Linked DNA regions of Homo sapiens: region 2 is linked to region 1. Evidence: chromatin loops called from intact Hi-C (ENCODE). Cell type or tissue: body of pancreas. All regions are shown on one strand. Each heading gives the region's core, and the rest is flanking DNA. Links, peaks and the distances in the headings are about the cores only.

The links. Peaks named below come from ENCODE experiments on the same cell type or tissue, not always from the same donor. Only the 100,000 strongest peaks of a DNase experiment are listed, where the experiment ranks them.
Region 2: a loop joins it to region 1, with 2.3 times the contacts of the local background. A loop is called at or near these places in 10 of 110 quality-filtered maps.

Annotation. Positions count from the first base shown.
Region 1 is chr2:65,451,564-65,457,891 of GRCh38, forward strand. It overlaps LOC105374780 (a long non-coding RNA gene), which reads right to left and starts at 4,962. Exons shown (of 5, transcript NR_187891.1): 1 at 4,742-4,962; 2 at 4,097-4,197; 3 at 2,320-2,419. It overlaps LOC124907784 (a long non-coding RNA gene), which reads left to right and starts at 5,955. Exons shown (of 2, transcript XR_007086495.1): 1 at 5,955-6,328. In body of pancreas, for the core only: no CTCF peak of the experiment used is centred there; no DNase peak of the experiment used is centred there.
Region 2 is chr2:65,542,178-65,548,505 of GRCh38, forward strand. It overlaps the pseudogene RN7SL635P. Among named protein-coding and RNA genes, the nearest start is that of LINC03050, 57 kb to the right of the region's middle. In body of pancreas, for the core only: no CTCF peak of the experiment used is centred there; no DNase peak of the experiment used is centred there.

The DNA.
Region 1 (6,328 bases), core at 828-5,827:
AATTGGCAATAAAGGAAAACCATTGCTTAGGGAATGCACTCAATTTTCAGCAATTCACATGTCTGGACACAGGTTTTGAGGTGGAGAGTGGCAGAGATGGGCTAAAGAAATATGCCGGGGGCCTTGTGTGACATGTGGATGAATTTGGATTTTAACTTGGTGGCAGATGGGCTACTGAAGTGTTTTGAGCATGAGAAAGAATGACCATATTTGCATTTTAGGTCAATTTTTAAAATTACATTTTATTTTAAAATTAGATGATACATGCATATTGTACAGCCTTCAAAAGCTGAAAAGGTCTTCTTCCTGCTTGTTTCCACTATCCAGTTCTGTCTTCCAAAGGCGCCCACTGTTTCCAGTTAGAAAGATGACTTTCGGCCAGGCGCAGTGGCTCACACCTGTAATCCTAGCACTTTGGGAGGCCAAGGCGGGTGATCATCTGAGGTCGGGAGTTTGAGACCAGCCTGACCAACTTGGAGAAACCCTGTCTCTACTAAAAATACAGAAAATTAGCCAGGCATGGTGGCGCATGCCTGTAATCCCAGCTACTCGGGAGGCTGAGGCAGGAGAATCACTCGAACCCGGGAGGCAAAGGTTGCAGTGAGCCGAGATCAGGCCACTGCACTCCAGCCTGGGTGACAGAGCAAGACTCCATCTCTAAAAAAAAAAGAAAGAAAGAAAGAAAGAAAGAAAGATGACTTTCACTGTAGTGTGAAGAATGGATCAGTCCTGGGGCCATACCAATCTCTTGACAGAATGTCACAGCTCTCAGATGTCTCCGACTTCCAGTAATACCTCCCTCCCTCACCACTTCTGGCCTTGAGATGGTATCTCAGTCACTAGCCTGGAGGGCTGTGGTATCACTATGGTTTCCCTCTCCATGCATTCTTACATTCTAAATGGGGGTAATATTGCCTCTAAAGGGGTGAAAATTAGTCTGGGGGAGCAAAACAATCTTAGATATGAAATGGTTTGTTGGCCTCCAAAGCTCAACCCTACTCACCAAAATTTTGTCAAGGGAAATTTAAATTTTTCTCTTAGGATGAAATAAGGAGATAATGACAAAAGGTTGAGCAACACTGCTCTACACGTTTGTAAATATTTCCTTGACTAGATCCTTTTCAAATGACTCAGGCTGAATGTGCACCTGTTTCCGCCCAGGTACCTAACTGATCCAGGAGATAATGGAATTCAGAGGCTTGAATGGAGGATGGTGATCCATGTGGTCATAGAGAAAAGGCAGTGTAACATCTTGGGAGTAAGTGTGGACTGCTGGGATTAGATCCTGGCTCTGCCATTTACTATTGGCTGTGTGACTTTAACCCCTCGTTGCCTCTGCAAAGTAGGGGATAACAATTGTACCTGTCTCCTGGTTTTGCTCAGGATATTGCTCAGCATATGTTAGCTATTGCTCAAAGACTCAGATGGTAGAGCATCAAAGGAGGAGGGAGTTTTGCTGGAGGTTGGAAGAGCTAAAGGTTTAGAAGTAGGATTGAGGAATGTGGAGAGCGCCAGTACCACTTTCCATACCCATGGGTTGTGGGGCATGGGAAAATGAGTAGCATCCTTTCTAGAATTCAGCAATGGAATCATGTTCCTTAGGGATTACAGTTACTTTTCAGTTAAGGCAAGGAATGAGCCAGGAGGTTAAAAGTGGAAAGAAGTTTATATACAATTGAATGAAAGCAGGGCACAGAAGAAAGATCTGGGAAGGAAGAAGGTAGAAGGTGGAGAGGAAGCCCAGAGCAGGATAGCAGATTGGAGATTAGGGTAAGGGAGAAGAGACCTCCAGAGGCAGGAGCACCGCACAAGATGGCTCAGACTGAACAGAGCAGGAGGTGGTGAACTATGGCCGGATCTAGCCAGCTGCTTATTTTTGTATAGCTCGCAAACTAAGAATAATTTTTACATTTTAAATGGGTTTTTAAAAATGAATATGAGAGCATTTCATGATACATGAAAATGATATGAAGTTCAATGTCAGTGTCCATAAATAAAGTTTTTTTGGATCATAGCCATGCCCGCTCATTTAAACATTGTCTATGGCTGCATTCCCACTACAACAGCAGAAATGAGTAGTTGCAACAGAGATTGTGTGGCCCACACAGTGGAGACTATTGGCCCTATCTGGCCCTTTATAGAAGTTTATTGCCCAGGCACAGTGGCTCATGCCACTGTAATCCCAGCACTTTGGGAGGCTGAGATGGGCAGATTGCTTGAGCTGAGAAGTTCAGGACCAACCTGGGTAACATGGCAAAACCCCATCTCTTAAAAAAAAAAAAAAAAAGAAAAAAATTAGCCAGGCATGTCAGTGTGCACCTGTAGTCCTAGCTACTCAGGAGGCTGTGGTGAGAGGATCGCTTGAGCCCAGGAGGTAGAGGTTGTAGTGAGCCTTGTGTTCATACCATTGCATTCCACCCTGTCTCAAAAAAAAAAAAAGAAAGAAAGAAAGAAAATTTGCTGGCTCCTGTTCTAGCACATCATTCATAGTCTGCAATATGAATGGCACCTCCAGGAGTTGTGCAACACAGATGACCTGGCTCTAGGAGCACTCAGTTTGGATAAGTGATAAAGGATTACAGTGAGGAGAAGAATGGATGGAATTAAATGGCCTCAAGGCTCTTTTTGGAATGTAGTCACAAAGTTGTTATGTTAGAAAAAAGCAAGGCTGTCAGCCTGGATTCAAGCCACCACCTCTTGGCTGGTGAGGAGCTAGGTGTGGTAGACACTTCTGGTTGCCCACACAATTTTTGTTTCTCCTTTTGTTCCTTATTAACAGAAGGCTGATTTTATCAAGGTAGCAATGTACCCTGTTAAAAATAATAATCTCAATAAGAAAAGTCCCCAAAGAATGATGGGGACATGTCAATAGGACACAGAGCCAGCTTAAAGGGGTTCCTAATGGCCAATCTGGGACAATTCCATGTTAAAATAAACTCTGATAGTAATGGGTTGTAACTTATCAAGTAGAATAAAAATCTTTGAGTCCGTACGGAAATAAATGAATAAGTGGAGAAAGGAAAGCTTTCCATATGGTGCAAGGCAAACTCATACATGGAAAGACAGAATTAGAAAATTACCATCTTATTGTTTCAGGCAAGGATTATCAATGGATGCTAAAACTAGTGGGTGAAGTTTTGATGAGAAACATGATATTTATATCATCTCAAAGCCTCTCCTCACAGATTCTTATTAATTTCAAAGGGTAAAATAGGGACTTTATAGTAGAGAAATCTGACGGATACTACCTTACCACCTTAACCAAGTTATCAAAGCTAATATCATTAGTAACAGAACAAGTCAAAATAGGGTAGCTTCTGCCATGATGCATCGAGAAGGTTGCAGCATCACTTCTGTGGTATTCTAGCCAAAAATACCTAACCTGAATCCTGAGGAACTGTCAGACAAACCCAAATAAGGGATGTTCTGCAAAGTAACTGGACTTCAGTTTTCAAAAATACCAACAACATGAAAGGCAAAGACAGATTGAGGAACTATTTCATGTTAAAGTAGACTAAACCAACATGACAACGAAATGCAATGTTTGGTCCTGGATTGGTTCCTGGACCAGAAAAAAAGCTTCTTCTCTGTTATAAAGGACATTAGTGGGACAATTGACAAAAGCTGTAGATTAAATAATAGCCTTGTATCAGTGTTAATATTCTGATTTTGATCATTGTACTGTGGTTATGTAAGAGAAAGTCTTTATTTTTAGGAAGCACATACCAAACTAGAAGTAAATGAGCATCACGCATGCATGAGAGAGAGAGAAAGAAAATGATAAAGTAATTGTGGTAAATGTTAGTATTGGGAAATTTTGGGTGAAAAAATACAAGAATTCTTTGTACTACTTTTGCAAATTTTGTCCATTTGAAATTATTCCAAAGCAAAAAGTTTAAAAAAATACTCATTTTGCCCTGGTACTCATGCAGTGATATATTCATATACCCAATCTTGGCCAATGGGTTGTAGGTTTTAGTCCAGTGAATAGGGCTTATCAGAAAATGATTGTTTTTCCTCATAAAAAGGGAGAGACTTGGCAAATGCCTTTTGCCCTTTGTCCTTCCCCTTCCTGCTTGGAATAAGAGCTTAATACCTGGATGTGGAGCAATCATCTATGATTATGAGGACAGAAGGAGCTGGAAGTAGCACGGGTCTTGATGGCTTCTTTGGGCATCAGCCTTGGACTGCCTGCCTCTGAATAAGAAGTCTGTTAGTACACTGTAGTTGGGTTTCTGTTACATATAGTCAAATCCAACTCCAACTGAGCTAGACTGTCTAAGGCTCCCAATGATGTTTACAGTTTTGAGTTTGTGTGGCTTGACTCCTCAATCTCCTTCACAGGCAGCTGCTTTTGGTTGCCCCTCACATGTGGGTGTTCTGCAAGTTTGGTCCTCGGCCTTCTCCTCCCTCTGCGGTCTGTCTACATGGGCTGCCTCATCCACTCCCACTTACCATATAGACTCTGATGATTCGCAATTACCATCTTCACCTAGAATTTTCTCCTGATTTGCAGGCTACATATTCAGCTACCTAGGGATATCTATGTCTATGGTCCATATTCACTTCAACAGTTGCAAAGCTAAATTGCCTTTTCAGCTACACACACATAATCATGCACACATCCAGCCCACAATCTAACCACTTTCCCAAGCCAGAAATGCAGGAGTCATCATCCTCTCTTCTTCCTACTTTTTTACCCCCTACATGCAATTAGTCATCTAGATCTTGATGACTGTACCTCCTAAGTAGTTTCTGAATCCATCTCCTCTTCTCCATTCCCATCAGGTAGGTGCCTCATCATCTGTCACTGGTATTTTTTATTAATGTTTTAAATAGTCTCCCTGTCTCTGTCCTTTGTTCCCCTAACAAACTGCTATCCATTATTTTCTAAAATGCAAATATGATCACCATACTCTCCTATGTAAAAATTTCCTACCACTTCAACTGCTAATGGTAATTCCCCCCAACCCCGTCCCCTCCCCCCGACTCCAATTCCTACTGTGACATAACAATGCTCATAGGATAACCTCTTGGCTGCCCTTCTGTGCCATTTCTTGATGAAGGAAGGACTGTTGACTGCCCCTGGCTGATTTATTTTATTCTTAGGAGGCAGATTCTCCCAAGTCTCCATAAACCAGTGATCTTCCTTTGGCCCCAACTGTCTCTTACCCACAGCAATTTGTACCTCACTTTATTCCATGTCAAAAGACCTGCAGTGTTCTTTTACTTGTCACAAAAATAAATTTTATACATTGATCAAAATGAAGTGTTCGGGCCACTCTGTGTGATAAGTGAGGGTTGAACACTGCCTGAATCCAGCAAACACCATTCATACTACACTTGATCTTAACCAAAAGGCTGAGAAGCAATAACAAACACCATTCATATGATGACATTTTAATCAGTTCGTAGTAGCCCAGGTAGGCAAGCTCCAGGGATGTTTATAAGGCAACCTGGCCCCACATTATGAGTCTCCTGTCTTGGCTACTTTTGAGTTAAGCAATCCTGGGCTCCCGGGACTGATTCCTCCATTTCCTGAGGCAAGCTGCTGGGGTTTGGGTGGAATATGTGATTAAGAATCTTTAGTCACAGAGCAGGAAACAAGGGTACCCAGCTTTGGAGGCACCAGCCATTCACCTTTTCCCTTAATAACCTTCCCCATCCTGTTCTACCACACCTAGTATTATTATTATTTTTTTTTTTTTGAGATGGAGTCTCACTCTGTCGCCTAGGCTGGAGTGCAGTGGAGCGATCTCAGCTCACTGCAAGCTCCACCTCCTGAGTTCAAGCAATTCTCCTGCCTCAGCCTCCCGAGTAGCTGGGACTACAGGTGCTCACCACCATGCCTGGCTAATTTTTTGTATTTTTAGTAGAGACGGGGTTTCACGGTGTTAGCCAGGATGATCTCAATCTCCTGACCTCATGATCCGCCTGCCTTGGCCTCCCAAAGTGCTGGGATTGTAGGCATGAGCCACCGTGCCCGGCCTATTTTTTTTTTTAAACCCAGATCAAATGGAACCTATTAAAGGTAGAGTTGGACATTCCTCCTATGAGCAGAGTTAGACAGTCCTCCTAGAGCTTCTGTGGTATTTATTACACTCTAATACAATTATGTGTTTGTATGTCCGTTTCCCTGCATTTGGTTTCTTTTAATAGCATCCAAATGCAAATCTGACCTTTTTTTTGTTTGTCCTTCTATCAGCATACAATAGAGCCTGACATAGAGAATAATCAATAAGTATATATTGATTGATTAAATGAATGGATTTTTTTTTTTTGTTCCAGGTAGAGTGTAGTGGAAAAAGCCTAGACCCTGGTACTATTC
Region 2 (6,328 bases), core at 900-5,899, 91 kb after region 1:
ACTTGAGGTCAGGAGTTCAAAACCAGCTTGGCCATCATGGTGAAACCTTTTCTCTACTAAAAATACAAAAAATTAGCTGGGCATGGTGGTGTGCGCCTGTAATTCCAGCTACACAGGAGGCTGAGGCAGGAGAATCGCTTGAACCCAGGAGGTGGAGGTTGCAGTGAGCCGAGATTGTGCCAATGTACTCCACCCTGGGCTACAGAGTGAGACTCCATCTCAAAAAAAAAAAAAAGAAAAAAAGAAAGAAAGAAAAAAAAAAGAAAAAGCTTGCTGATTCCTGATCTTAGTCTTCTACTATCTAAAATTAAAAAAAATCTTTTAAATTACTTTTAATGTATACATATATTTAGATAGAAAAAAATCCACAATAATGTAACAAAGGCCTCTGTGATTTTTTTTATGGGGAATCTGATTTGGAGGAATTAGGGGAATGGAACACTTTTAATTTTTTCTTAATATGCTTTAATACTTTTTGGATTTTAAATGATCAGATTCTATTACTTTTATATTTAAAAAGACTATCTTATTATATTAAGCTATTTAATTATATGAAACTATTTTTATTATATTAAAAATAACAGACTATTTTTAATTACCAAAGCTATAGAGTGTTTCTTATAAATATTTTGGAAAATACGGAGAAGCAAAAAGTAAATTAAAACCACCCATTATTGTGCCATCCAGAAATTTAGATACTGTTACTATTTTGGTGCATATTCTTCCTCTTTCATTTGAATGTGTTACTATTTTGGTGTCCATTCTTCTAGTCTTTTGTCTGAGTGTGTATGAGTGCATGTGTGTATATATATATACATATTTAATGTACTCATTATCTTTTGTGAACTATTTTTTAAAATTTAATAATATAATGTGACCGTTTTTTCTGGGTTGCTAAATAGTTGCCTGTTTAACATTTTATTTTATTTTATTTTGAGACAGGGTCTCACTTTGTCACCCAGGCTGGAGTGCAGTGATGCATTCACTGCTCATTAACATCCTGGGCACAAGTGATCCTCCTACCTCAGCCTCCTGAGTAGCTGGGACTATAAGTGTGCACTACCACGCCTGACTAATTTTTTTTTTTTGAGACCCAGTCTCACTCTGTCGCCCAGGCTGGAGTGCAGTGGCGTGATCTTGGCTCACTGTAACCTCCACCTCCTAGGTTCAAGTGATTCTCCTGCTTCAGTCTCCCAAGTAGCTGAGATTACAATGCCTGACTAATTTTTAAAAATTCTTTTGCAGAGATGAGGTTTCACTATGTTGTCCAGGCTGGTCTCAAGCCCTTGAGCTCAAGTGATCCTCCCGCCTTGGCCTCCCAAAATGGTGGGATTATAGGCATGAGCCACCATGCTCAGCCTACTTAACATTTTAAATGGTTGCCGAGTATTGTATCCTATGGAGATGTATAACAATGTGTTTAACTAATTTCCTGTTGTTGGAAATTTACATTGTTTCCAGTTTTAAACTCTTATAAACAAAGTTATGATAAATATGCTTGTAGATAAATCTTTGCAGATATCCTTGTGACTTTTATAGAATAAGTTTGTGTACGTTGAATCGCTGGGCTACAGTGTCTGCAATCTTTTAGGTTTTTCTTCCCCTTTTTTTTGAGTTACTTGTTGATAAGTTGTGCTACTGTAAATCCTCACCGGTGGTGTCTGAAAATGCTTGCTTCCTGGAACCTTCAACTTGGTATTACCAAAATTATCAACAGCAGTATATTTGCCACTTGCACTGTTGGTTTTATGTTTTCTCTTCTTTTTATTTTTATTTTTTGGTTTGGGTGAAGTCTCACTCTGTTACTCAGGCTGGAGTGCAGTGGGACAATCATAGCTCACTACAGCCTCGATCTCCTGGGCTCAAATGATCCTCCTGCCTCAGCCTCCTGAGTAGCTGGGACTACAGGTGCATGCCAGCATGCCCAGCTAATTTAAAAAATTATTTTTTTTTTTTGCAGAAACTGGGGTCTCACTATGTTGCCCAGGCTGGTCTTGAACTTCTGGGCTCAAACAGTCTCCTGCCTTGATCTCCCAAAGTGCTGGGATTACAGGCATGAGCCACTGCACCTGGCCTGGTTTTGTGTTTTCTTAGTAAATAGGTCTCCTCTTCCGATGGGCCACTGAAGTCTCAGCCTCTCACTGGAATGTTGAGCAGTAGTCTTTACCCTACATTTTCTAGGACAATTTAAGTCCTGAACTATGAATACTTGGCGGTACTAGCAATGAGGATCATTAGCCAGTTCTGGACGTTAGCCACAGTATAGGCATGTCCCTCTTCACCTGCCTCACTCAAACACAGGCGTGACGTGATGAGGCTGGTGAGGTTACATGGTCTGGCATGTAATAGGTCACACACTCCCTCCATGACAAAGGAAGGCTTTGTCACGAGGGTGGATGATCTCTTTTCTTCCATCCTTGGTTAAAATTCTTCAAAGAGTAGTATCAACTTTCGGCTTCCATTCCCAAATCCCGTAAGGTTCTGCTGAAATTGAAAACGCAGTAAGGAACTTCTAACAGCCTGATTGAGGGCCTTCCTTTTGGGTCTTATTCTCCCTTACCTCTCTGTGGCTTTTGGTATTTGACTTCTTGGAAGGTGTCTTGACCACAGCCCAGGTTCAACTGTTCATACTCAGTATCTTTTGCTAGCTCTTCTCTCCTTCAATTCCTTTTTAAAATTAATATTCCTAAGCTTCTATCCTTAGTTCTTGTCTCTTTTTCTTCATGCTTTATGCTTATAATCTTCTAAAGCTGTCATCTGCAGACGATTTACCTACTCTCCTTTGGCCACCTCAAAATCAACCTGTCCAAAACACAGCTCATCATCTTGTTGTCTCCTTACCTCGGGACTGGCTCTTCTTCCTGGGCTTCCTTTCTCTGACCGGCATCATCGTTGACTGACGGCTCCACTTAGAAACCTCGGAGGCATTTCTTTTTCTGCTTTGTGCCTTCCCTGTCACCATCTGACCCTGCTGGTTTGCTGTGGGAATGTTTGTTTTTGAATATCTGGAATCCAGCCTTCCTCGTCCTTGGCTTAAAGTAATTGCAGAGACTTTCTCTTCCATTTTTTTGCTTACGGTTTCTCCCAGGTAAATTCTACCTTTCATGCGTCTGCCACAGCTATCTTTCTACCATATAAATGTCACTGAGTCCTTTCTCCATTAAAAAAAAAAAAACCTCTTGGTGACTCCTCATAGTTGACCAAGGCCTTTTTTTTTTTTTTTTGAGATGGGATTTCACCATGTTGCCCAGGCTGGAGTGCAGTGGCTATTCACAGGCATGATCCCACTACTGATCAGCATGGGAGTTTTGACCTGCTTAGTTTCTGACCTGGCCTGGTACACTCTGCCTAGGCAACCTGGTGGTCCCCTGCTCCAGGGAGGTCACCATATTGATGACAAACCTACTGTAGATACCTGATCGGCGTGGTGCACCGTAGCCTAGAACTCCCGGGCTTGAGCAATCCTCTTGCCTCGGCCTCCTAAAGTGTTGGAATTACAGGTGTGAGCCACTGCCCAGCCACCAAGGCCTTCAGCATGTGGCTACCGCCTTCCTATTCTGGCTCCCATCCTGTATCTCCTCCTGCCACACATGGAGCCTGCACCTCAGCCAGCTCTCGTCTCTAATGAGTTTCCCTCTGGTTCCCATTGACGCTGTGTCCTCCATCCACAGTGCCCTTCTGGACTTGGAGAGATCTTCTTCTTCCTTCCCTGACCTCCTGAGACCTTCCCTGAGCCTCTGAGGCCTTTCCTCTCCTTTCCCCAGCATTACTCACTTCCTGCTCTCTGGCCTTTGGCACCTCAGTCAAATCACTGGTAAAGCAGTTAACACATTGTTATTCCAGTTAATCACATGTCTTCCCCACCTCCCCTGCTAATGATGAGTTTGCTGTGGAGAGGACCTTGCCTTACCACCTCTGCATTGCCAGGGCATAGAACAGTGCCAGGCATAGGGCTAAGTCACTCTCTAAATGTCTGTCTAATGATCTTACTTACCAAGCTTGTTCAGTCACTGTTATTTTAAAATGCAGTTGTTAGACTCCTAGTTTTTTTTAAATGTGACTAAAGCTGAGTTGATGTCATTATTGATGATCAACTTCCACACTGAGCTAAGTTTTTGTTTTCATTCATCACACACACATCTTATCTATAAGAGGAGATGGAGGCTTCCTTGAAATTAGTGTTCTTTTTGTAGTTCTATTACAAATTCAGAAAGAGTAGGCCTCCGGAAAATTCTGTGCTTGTTTTCATCTCTAAACAGGAAGTCCAAAGGCAAATAAAAATGAAGACAATCCCAGTTTGCAAACAGTCAAAATTTTTAGCAACTCTCTCACCAAGTACTCTGGGATTTTAGCCCAGTCCTACTAATTTAGAGGAAGGCATTTGCTCGGGCTGACCATGCCTGGTGCAATTGATGGGCCCTTAGTGCGTTGGCAGGCATACTTGCAGCTTGCAGGACTTCTTGAGAAGGGCACTTCACCTCTCTGAGCCTTAATGCCCTCATCTGTAAAATGGAAACATTGATCCTGCAATTATAGGGTAATTTTAAGGGTTAAAGGACAAAAATGCATGGGAGCCCTGCTTTGGGCCTGGCATGTAGTAACCGCTCAACAAATCATAGCTGCAGGCCGGGTGCGGTGGCTCACGCCTGTAATCCCAGCACTTTGGGAGGCCAAGGCTGGCGGATCACGAGGTCAGGAAATCGAGACCATCCTGGCTAACACGGGAAACCCCGTCTCTACTAAAAATACAAAAAATTAGCCGGGCGTAGTGGCGGGCGCCTGTAGTCCCAGCTACTCGCTCCTGAGGCAGAAGAATGGCGTGAACCCGGGAGGCGGAGCTTGCAGTGAGCTGAGATGGCACCACTGCACTCCAGCCTGGGCGACAGAGGGAGACTCCGTCTCAAAAAAAAAAAAAAAAAAATCATAGCTGCTGAGAGATGTTGCCCATTGCCAGCACATAGAAGTGAGCCAGGAAGTTTCTGCTACTTGCAGGCTTAACTCTTGACCAGTCCAGGAAATACTGGTGCTTTACCCTAACACAAGAGACGTTTTAACTGAGATTACCTGAAGTTGGGCAGGTGCAAAGTGGTTAGGAAGTGCCCTCTTGCTTTACAATCCAGTGACCAGGGAAGAGGCTTTTAGTCATTTATGGATGGTTTTCAGGGCTTCTTTTAAGCCCTAAAACTGTGCCATCAATTTTATGTGAAAGTACATTTGACCAGGCAAAGAGTCTTTGGTTTTTATCAATTTCTCAGTGGAGTCTGTGACCCTAAAAATGCTAAGAACCACTAGCCTGGAGTTTTACAGACTGAGACATTTGAATGTAGATTTTGTATCTCATAATGAATGATGGAAACAGTGTCTTACGTTCAGAGTAGAAGTCCATTCTAGCCTGGATCCACTGCCAGCCTGCAGTGTGGCTTTGGACATCCAGATGGAAAAATGAGAGCTCCTTAGTCAAGACTAGAGTGTGAAACAATTTGGCTTTGTTATAGCTCATGTCCTTGGGACAGGCCCTGTTCTGCTGGGAACTCTTAGACCTCACCTTGAACAGGAGCTGGGCTGCCTGTAGGAGGCTGTGGCAGGCTCTGGCTCTGGGAATGATGCTTTTAGGTTGTGTGTGTGTGTGTGTGTGTGTGTGTGTGTGTATGCATGTGTGTGAGACTGGATCTGCATGGATCCTGGGTGGCAGATGTTTGCACCAGCTACCAGGGGTGGGAGGTGCAGTGTGTAATCCAGGAACTTTATAAAAGGGGGATATCCAGTGATCCTCATGTAAATGGAAGACAAACCTTGGCCATATTAAGCTGGGGCTCTAACCACCTCCTGTTAGAGCGGTCCAGCAGGTCCAGGAGGCTCACAGCTCCCACAACAGGCCTGGAGAGGACAAAGATGACCCATCCTGAAGGACCATCTTCCTGGCATGATGTCAGGCTTGGTGGCTCGGGTGCCTTTCCTTCCATCTGGGATGAGATGCTGCAGGGGGCCTTCTCCAGCTGGCCTTGTAGGGTTGGCCAAAATACAGAAACATCTAGCTCTTGACTTCCTCTCTGAGGCTGAAGGAAGCATTGACCAGAAATCGGGTGTGTTCAGACTACCTGACTCTGCCTCATTTCAACACCCCGGCTTTAGTGTGATAGGGTGTCGTCTAGGGGCATTCCTTGTCTGCACAGTGTTTCCAATGGAAATTTCTGTGTTCAGAACCAGGTAGATGCTTCCTTTGACAGGATCTCACTGCTTCTTGTACTTAGAGACCATTCTGCTTCTACTCTGAATTATTCAGCCTGCCCTGCAAGCGAATGGAAGTCCTTTATGTTCCTCGTTGAAG